Linked DNA regions of Homo sapiens: region 2 is linked to region 1. Evidence: chromatin contacts called from ENCODE Hi-C or POLR2A ChIA-PET data. All regions are on one chromosome and are shown on one strand. Each heading gives the region's core, a stretch centred on a gene start or an enhancer-like site at or near the end of the contact. The rest is flanking DNA. Distances are from core to core; before and after follow the strand shown. Region 1 overlaps DDR2 (discoidin domain receptor tyrosine kinase 2). Region 2 holds the start of HSD17B7 (hydroxysteroid 17-beta dehydrogenase 7).

Region 1 (4,695 bases), core at 1,397-3,896:
CAGGCATCAGGGAGCACTGGTGTAAGTTAGAAGCCTATGCCAGCCTTCTCCTGAATCTCCCGTCATGGGAGCTTCCCATTGCAGACAACCTTGGTTAAATAAGCGTAAGTCCCAGAGAATATCCTTATAGTATAGACAATCCCAATTTTGGATTACAGATTATAAAGCTCCACACTATATGAGTCAAACAGGGTAATTTCAGACTAGGGAAGGCATGCTGATCTGCCTTCCTTTTCTTCAAAAACCCCAAGGACTGGGCTTTAGGAATAAAGCACATTACTAGGAGGCTATGAATTGTGGGAGAAGGCCTCCAAAGCTAGCAATGGGAATGACTGGGAAGAATCCTCTGTACAGCCCCTCAGACTGCTGCATAGTTCAAGAAGAGAATGGTAAATTACAAAGTGCCTACAAGCCTCCCACTGGCCAGCTTCTGTTGGTAGAAACATTCCTGATGCAACCTTCTCCCAGCCCTGAGGATGCTTGAGCCATGCCCACCTATACACAGCAGGAGTTAGGGGAGAGGCAGGCAGAGGTTAGCACAACCCTAATCATAGTGCTAGATTTCAACCCAGCTTGAAATGGAAACGATTCCCCCCATTTGCCTGAAAAATATTCACCATGGCACATCCAGAAGTAAAAAATAAAGGAGAAGGGAGAGTGTAGTAAATATATTGCCTATAATGTGCAGGCCTGGAAGTGGCAGCGAGATAAGACACCTGGAATGAACACAGATCATGCCTCCCTGGTGCTTTGGATGCCTGGAATGAGCACAGACCATGCCTCCCTCGCGCTTTGAGCAGCCTCAAGTGTGCATACAGCAAGAGGCTAACCGACTCTGGTAAGGAGGGCGTCTACCTGAACAGCTTCTGAGAACTGAATCCCTTGACTGTTCTGCTTGGACGCAGTATCCCACAGAGCATTGCCATTTGTCTGATCTTACTCCCTTCTCAACTATCCCACCTTCTCTGTTTTCCCTTCAGTCAGCTTTCCATGTTCAATTTCATTCAGCAAAGTGTTCTAAGACAGTTTTGCTGCAGATAGATAAGCAGATAAACTGCAGACATTAGTGACCAACAGATTAGCAGATTCTCTTCTCAGTCTTGTTGAGGATTTATTTAATTGGCAGTTGCTGTCTTCAGTGTTAATAGCTATAGATTTTTAGGGTTAGAAATGAAAAACTCTAGCCCATCTACTTCTACTATCACTCCACCAACAACCCTAACAAGCAGTATAGCTCAGTGGTTGAGCCACAAGCTCTAGAATGAGGGTGCCTGGCTTTAAATCTAAAAGCTGACCTTTACTAACTGTGTGAGTTTAAGCAAGTTCCTTAACACTCAAGCCTCAGTTTTCTCATAGAAAAATAGGATCCTTTCCAAGAGGACCATCGTGAGGAGTAATCATGAGGACTCAATAAGTTAATACCTAGAAACAGTGCTTGGCATCAAGTCTTAGCTCTTATTATTACAACTGGAGCTGTTTAAACAACTGGAGCTGGTCTCATTTCGTAGTAAATGTATTTTGACTCTCCCTAGTACACAACTAGGCCTCATACATATTAAATAATCATGACATTACAACACTTTGGCAGCAAAAACAAATACACCCAAAGCAAACAAAAAGCCCATCCCCTTTGCTCTAATAAGAAACAGTCCAGGTTAGCATGCAAAATTGTCAGGTTCGATCTCATATTGGAATGTGTTTCTCAAAGTAGGTCTAACCCGACATTTGTTGGGACACTTCAGTTTTCAGCAAATGACTATGTGAGACTTTGCAGTTTCAAGTTTTCTTTGCCATGAGGTTCTTATGACTCAGATTTTATGACCCACTGAAGAGATCACCTGGGCTCCAATAGTTGAGGTGCTCTGTGCACTCCTGCAGTGGCAAGCCTTATTTTTTTTTAAGTGTCTCTAACTCCATCTCGTCTAAGAAAGACGCACTCTAACCAATAGTCTTTATCCATTAATTCTATGAAGTTCAATAAAAAGATTAACAGAGAAAAAGTTGTTTAAATGAATATGTTATTACTTTCCTACTGAGCTCTCCCCAGTAAGATCATGATTAGACTCAAGGTGCATGTACCCCCACCAACTCCCACCCCCTACGCAGAATGAGAATGGGGAATTCAGCAAAAAGAGGCATGGAGGCCCACGGAGAGGGTTCTGGTTGAATCTCTTGTATAATAGAAATCTCAGCAGAGAAGTGGACTCTGGGCAGCTAAGTACAGGAACCCAGGCCCAACAATTGGGAAGTTCTGGAACCTCAAACAGAGGATTAGCACAGTCAGACAAGCGGGGGTCTTTCCAGCCCAGGGGAAGCTGGTGGCTGGGCAGACAGCGGGGGCAGGGAAGAAGGCTGGGAGGCACAAGCTGCCTCTGATTTCAGCAGGAAGAGTTGGGCAAACAGCAAGGGTATGGGTGGAGAGGAGGGAGGAAAGGGGCCTCTGGTTTAGGCTCCAGCCAGGAGGGTGTAGCTGTCAGTTGCATTTGGGGCTGGGGATTGGTGAGGTGCTGGTCCAGCAATCGCCTCCACTAAATGTGCATCCAATCAGTGTTTTTTTCAAGCCCTCACTCAGCTTTGGCCAAGGAGGCAGCGATGAAAGCCAGAGGCTCAAGCTGAAACAGGCAGGAGCCTGGAGCTCATGAAATATGACACCGAGAGGGAAACAGAAGGGAAAGAGTCACAGCCAAACAAACACACCCTCAGCCAGAGCTGGAGCCCAGAGGCCTGAGAGGGGGGCCCTGGCCTTTCAGGGGGAGATGGCCAGCTGTTCCTGCTCTCCTCCTTTCCAGGGTCACAATTCCCTCAGAAAGGGGAGGCTCTTTTTGCTCAGAGCATGCACACTCACCACACTCACAATTTAGAGACGATCCTTTTATGAACCCTTGTTTGGTGAAACTTTTAGTGTTATTTGTTTTTGTTTTTTTTTTAAAAAAAAAAAAAAAGGAAAAGAAACATTTAAAACATTTCCATGTCTTCTGTCGGTCAGAAGATATGCCGAACCCATGAAATTTACTATCACTTCTCTCCTACCTTTTAACCAATACTGGAATATAATGAGTGGGTTATGTCATGGATAATCCACAGTAATAGACAACATTTAGCTCCAGAATGAGTTCATTGATCTACTTTTCAATACATAAGCCAGTAGGACCTAGTCGTTAGTAGCCTTGCACATTTTCAGTCAGAGGAACTGTGTTCATAGTTCAGCATTAGCTTTGACCTGCTATATGACCTAGGGCAAACCACTCAACCTCTCTGAGCCTTAATTTTCTCATCTGTTAAATGGGAATGATGGTAACAATCCCATATGACTGTTATTACAATTAAACAAGATTGTCTATTTAAAGCAGTTTTTATAGTGCCTGGCATATAGCAAGTACTCAGTAAATGGTAGCTATGAGTGTATCTGAGGCTCAAACATTTATGATTCTCCAAATAATCCTGTTAAAATAATTTTTAAAAGCCCATTTGAAAGACATTGGCACAGTGCTCCACATCCCCATTTTAAGTCCCTGCTCAACTTTCTTCTAATGCTCATGCCCAGCAGGGATCAATAGCATCACTCCTCACACTGATGGTACAAAGCATCAGCTTAAAAATCACGGCTTTCTGGCTGGGGACGGTGGCTCATGCCTGTAATCCCAGCACTTTGGGAGGCCGAGGCAGGTGGATAACTTGAGCTCAGAAGTTTGAGACCAGCCTGGCCAACATGGTGAAACCCCATCTCTACTAAAAATACAAAAATTAGCCGGCGTGGTGGCTACTGCCTGTAATCCCAGCTACTTCGGTGCCTGAGACACAAGAATTGCTTGAACCTGGGAGGTGGAGGCTACAGTGAGCCAAGATCGCACCACTGCACTCTAGCCTGGGCAACAGAACTAGTCTCTGTCTCAACAAAAAAAGAAAAAAGAGCTGCTTTATTTTCTGACTTGTCTCACCAGCTTTCCCATCGTGTTAAAAGCTTTTGTGTCTATATGAAGGGACTGTAATAAATTGGAAAGAATGTCCACCTAGCACATCAAAAACTTGACAAAATTAATAAAGTTGAATTCAAAATTTTTTTTTTAGCAATTAAGTCTAAATTCTAGAACTAAGTCACAGTAATGATATTGCTCCACAGCCAAAGCAAGACATTTGGATTTCGACATTTGAATATTTTTCACGGATACATTCAAAATTCTCTGAACAAAAATTTTACATGTGATTGAGTCAAATAAAGTGGTATTAAAATTTGAAAGATAATGTTTCTGTGTCTGAGAAATTATGGAACACAAAATTACCAGGAAAAACAAAAACAAAACTCAAACACAAAGCTAGTCTGCTTTTTTGTGAGTTGATGAATAATGTTTTGACTGAAAGATATTTCTATCAGTTACTAATAAAAATACTTCTAGATTTTTGACATATCACAGAAATGTAGCTCAACATGCATTCTTTTTTTAATATTTATTGAGAAATTTCTAAACATCAGAAACTTTGCTAAGCACTATGAATAAGTAACATAGTTACTTCCCACATGTGTCTTAGAGTTTCATGGGAGGCTGGAAAAAAGAAAAATCAATGACAAAATGATATGACGGGGCAACGATAGGAGAACACAGGGACTTGGCCAAGGTTTAAGGGACAGGAACAGCTTCCCAGACTAAACAACATCTAAGCTGAGATCTAAGGGATGTGCAAAACATAAAATGAGGA
Region 2 (4,695 bases), core at 1,076-3,575, 94 kb before region 1:
AAAACGTGGTACTGAGACACAATGGGTCACCCTATACAGACTTCCTCAACATAACTGCTTACACCGCACCTGTTTCTTTTCAGGTTTTTCTTTCCTCTCTTATTTTATTAAGTGTTATGCTGCACAATCACATGAGAAAAAAAATCCATCAGCAAGAGATATACCTTTGCTTAAGTTCCTTGGAGGCCCGGAAGACCGACTGCAGGTTGCTGACATCCACCTGGACAATGGTGACCTCAGCAGTGGGGTGAGAGGCCAGCAGAGCAGCACAGACAGCTTCTGCCTTGCTCATGTTCCTGCACGCCAAACACAGATGAAGCTCATCATCTTCCGCCAGCAGCCGCTTGCAGAGGGCCAGGCCAATGCCACTGGGAGGACAATTCAGACACAAGATGTGGGTTATCTGGGATGGCATCAGGTACAGGCATTTCTCTCTGGTTCAGAAAACTGTGTCAAGTTGACCTCCAATGAGAAGCCCAGATAGAAAGAAAAGACTCAACAATTATTTAAGAAGGGAGGAATCCTACACTCCAATAGTCACTTGCTTGAGACACAGCCTAGTTTGTGTTTTTCTCATTTTGAAAAACTTCAATGACAAAATAACTGGACTGAAAACAAGAATTGTTCTTTAGTTTTTCTACTACTGGGCTTTATCCTGCCAGTGGTTTTCATTTTGTACCTATTATGTCACTCATGAAAATGATTTAATATATCACCAGTAAGGGCTCAAAAGAGCATCTTATTAGCTGTTTCCTATGTGCATTTTGACTTTGCTGTCTAGGCTCCTCAGGGGCAAGGGCTCTACCACCTACTGGTATCGTAAACACCATAAGGAGCACCAGAAATCTCTGATAAAGGAACAGATGAATCTTTCAGGATGAGGCATCAGTAACATGGCAGGATGTACAAATCCCTCTCAACAACTATGATTAAATAATAGAAAAAGAAAGAACTCAACATGATTAAGTAGAAGGTAGGAATACACTAAATATTAGATGAGTACACCACTTGGAAACAAAGAACTTCAAAACCAGCATTGTAAAACCGCATAGGAGTGGTGACAGCAGTCAGACCAGCCTGGCTGATAGCAATGAAAAGCTGGGTAATAAGTTCTCTTTCAAGACTTAAGCTGATTCCAGGCAAATATGTTAATAGTTAAAACCCAAAAAGAGCCTGGAACCATCAGTAATCTATTAGCACCAACAACAAAGCATCAAAAATATTTATTTGTCCTCACATGAGAACAGTAGGCATTTAATATACAATTGCACATGTCACAATATATGTAAAAGAAACAGACAAAATCAATTCTGACTTACTCAGTACCTTCCACATAAGAAGCACCAATCAACGGTTAAAGTCACTTGAGAGGGTATGCTAAAAAGTTGCCAAATGCAGACACCTACCAAGCTGGCTTAGTTAATACGCATGTGGTTAAATAATTGAAAGTGGATCAATCTTAAATGTTTAACATGTCCTCTGTCTTAATCATTTAAAAATGCCAAATGCAACTAGTAGAAAAATGGTTTGATTGGCTTCATCCTCCACACATTTTTCACAGAAGTGCAAATGACAGGTAAAACAAGCAACAGAAGAGGCTGAGAGACTAAACGAGCAACCCTGGAATTATTATGAGCTGGTTATTCTGCACCCCAACCATGCCTTCATAGGAAAAGATTAATTTTCTCTGGGTTTCTGAAGAGTATGTTAGCTCTCTAGCACTGAGCTAAATGAAACGGGATTGTTTTCTCTCCACCGTCCTAATGTTCATGGGTGTTCAAATTTGTAGGCAAAAGGCTTGTACAGACAAAACACCTGGAGTATAAGACATGATCACGTGGTCAGGAGCAAAATATTGGGCACTGACGATAAATACGAACAGTAGGCAAAGATGGAAAAGGGGCGGAGCCCGCCTGAGTACCCCATTGCCTTGATAACCTCAGGATCATCACTGCGACACTCATCACTTACTGATGCTCTAGTTTTCCTTTTCACTGTCATGTTTAATACAAAGCACCAGTTACTGAGCACCTCAAGAGGCCGACATGCCCCACACCTGCTGCAGACTCCGGGGAACCTAGGCAAAGCCAGGGGCGGGCGCTTCCGGGGTCCGTTCGTGGAGGGTCGCAGACCCCTGCTCTCTCGGACCCCTGATCCGCTGCCGCCTCTGCCAACCCAAAGGAGGCCTCACCTGCTAGCCCCGGTGATCAAAACCACCTTTCGCATCTTCGCGCACTCACACTTCCAAGCAGTGAAGCAAACACCGCCGCTGCTTTCGGAAGTCCTACGATTTCGGGCCGCCTCACCCGTCACCAATCAGAGTACGGCCACGCCCCGCCTCCCGTTGCGTCATCGAGTCTGAGCTGATCCCTCCAATCTCAGTCCGCCAACCGTTCCCTGCCCTCGGAGACGGCGTCGGGTGAGATAGGCCGAGGGGCGGAGCTGCGTGACGCAAAGCCCGGAGCCATTCCAGGCTCTTCTCGCTCCGCCTAGGCGCAGGTGTCTGTCACTGCTTCCTAGGGCTCAGCGGGCGCCTGATCTTTAATCCTGGTGGGGGCGTCACCCGGCCTAGCACTCAGGACAGGATCTGTGACACGCACTGGGTCTGTGCCCTGGCGCCTGAGATTGGCACTTCTTTGCAGGAAGGCCTCACGGTATTTGCACCAGTGCCCATTTTAGAGAAAAGGTTTGGGTCTAGGAGCCAAAGTTGGGCGATTATCATCTAATTTTCCACTCCTTTTTGGATGTACAGATCCAGGCATTGTGCCACTTCACAGCCCAACTTTTGATCCCAGACCTCCTCCTCTAAAGAAGCTTATTTGAGAAAATGAGCACTGATTTTATTAAGAACTTTATGTAGAATCAGACGTAAATTACCAGTATTCAAAACTTGGAATGTGGCGTGGAATCAGAATCTCAGAACTTCATTCTCCGAAGTACTGAGAATGTGCTGTAACCTTCTGTATCAGTGCATCTCAAACTGTGCTAAAGGACCTGTTTTTGTCTCCAAGCCATCCCAGATGGGTGCTTTTAGAAAATACAAAAAAATAAAGTGCTAGAAAAAGAAAAGCAAAAGGCATACAAAACACAAGCCCCGATATTTTATTATTAGATCCAAGACATATAAAAGTACTCTGCCAAAATGAGGCAGAATAGGGTTTGGAGGCAGGGTACTTAAGGCCACTTCGTGCTGACTTCCTAAAGCTCAATCAAGGAAAAACAGCAAGGGCTGGAAGTAGGGAATCTGAGACCAATTGGTGCTGGCTTCCCAAAGCTGGATCAAAAGGAAAACACCTGGGTCTGGGGGCCGAGAGCCTAGGGTCAATTAACACCAACTTCCTAAAGCTAAACCAGAAGGAAAAACCCCATCTCCCCACTCCCCAGTAGCAAAGGATCAAAGGCTACTCTCCCTACAACCTTCTGTTCTCAGACCAAACTGAGGGTTGGGCTGCTATTTTTCAAGGCCCAATAACGAGATGCAGATGAGCTGGGGAGGAAGAGAGTTTTTATTTCTGTAACCGGTTGCAGGGAGAAGGCCTGGAAATTATCACCAGACCAACTCAAAATTACAGTTTTTCAGAGCTTATATGCCTTCTAAGCGAACTGTCTATGTGTAAGTGTGCATTTATCTAAAGACATAAGTGATTAACTTCTTTTAATCTGTAACTAAGGTCTGAGTCCTGAAAACCTTCCTCTGGAGCCTCAGTAAATTTACTTAACCTAAATGGGTCCAGGTGCTGGGGTGATTGCCCTTGTATTCTCTCCTGCTAAGTGGTGGAGGTTTGAGGAGTTCTCTTAGACCCCCCAATAAACTTGTTTGTGGAGGCCTGGGGAGTTTCTTCAGACCACAATAAAACTTGTTTAATCCTAAAGGGGTCCGGTTAAGAATTCTTTCTTTATTTTGTATGCTTTAAGAGGCCCAGGAAAGGCCTAGGCAAAATTCTTGATGGGCTTTTGTTACATCCCAGCCTTTGTATAAGGGCACTGGCTTTTAATATTTAACCACTTAGTACTGAAACAGTTGTTAGTGAGACCTGGCCTGCCACACTTCCACCATGTCTCAGATGGAAAGGGAAAGTGCCTTGGATTGGCTGTGGGCCAAGCACTAAGCATGGGCCATGCCATCATCTGCATAGGGCACAAATTCACCTCAGCCTTTACTTAGCCATAAACCAAATCCTTCATCCAGATAAGGGGTAGCCCATAGGGACCTCAAAAGAACTACTTAAAACCCAGAAAACTTTGTAACTGGGCCCTTGAGCCACTTGCTCAGGCCCACTCCCACCCTGTGGAGTGCTTTCTCAGTTTAATAAATCCCTGCTTTTGCTTTCGCAGCTTCATTCCTTTGTTACTTTGTGCATTTTGTCCAACTTTTCGTTCCAAATGGCCAAAAACCTGGACGACTCACACTCAAGGCCCTCCTTCCAGTGACAAAACTGCTATAAAGGTTTCTAATGCTTACTCTAGGTTTCTGTATTTGTAGTAGACTGGTAATGGGACCATCACTAGCCCCAGCTCATGCAGAATAAAACTGTGTATCATACATCAAACGCTACTGAACATACTTTATTTAATGGCCTCTTTCAGTGTTTTAATTATTTATGAACAGCAATGATCCATAAAACACTGAGATAATTTATATTGGCTTTTGATTCTAGAGGTTTTGATTAATGATACCAACTTACTTAGTAATCA

The links. Hi-C counts contacts between places; a loop is a spot of excess contacts on that map. ChIA-PET counts read pairs that join two places held with the same protein, here RNA polymerase II (POLR2A). Pooled maps may share reads with other maps.
Region 2: a map of PC-3 shows a loop between it and region 1 (2.7-fold over the local background). The contact joins the promoter of HSD17B7 here to the enhancer-like site in region 1. A Hi-C loop is called at or near these places in 1 of 168 maps with a recorded cell type or tissue (PC-3) and 2 of 50 pooled maps. POLR2A ChIA-PET finds 5 or more read pairs at or near these places in 3 of 52 experiments (A673, MCF 10A and PC-9).

What each region holds. Positions count from the first base shown.
Region 1 is chr1:162,694,447-162,699,141 of GRCh38, reverse strand. The region is part of intron 2 of DDR2 (discoidin domain receptor tyrosine kinase 2); the gene reads right to left. Among named protein-coding and RNA genes, the nearest start is that of DDR2, 64 kb to the right of the region's middle. Within about 2 kb of position 2,646, at least 21 of the 41 ENCODE cell types and tissues checked have a DNase peak (open chromatin) inside an H3K27ac peak, as active enhancers do; they include A673 and PC-3, where a contact is called at or near this core.
Region 2 is chr1:162,788,332-162,793,026 of GRCh38, reverse strand. It overlaps HSD17B7 (hydroxysteroid 17-beta dehydrogenase 7), which reads right to left and starts at 2,325. Exons shown (of 9, transcript NM_016371.4): 1 at 2,192-2,325; 2 at 165-368. The coding sequence starts at 2,226. RefSeq lists silencers at 741-941, 2,338-2,397.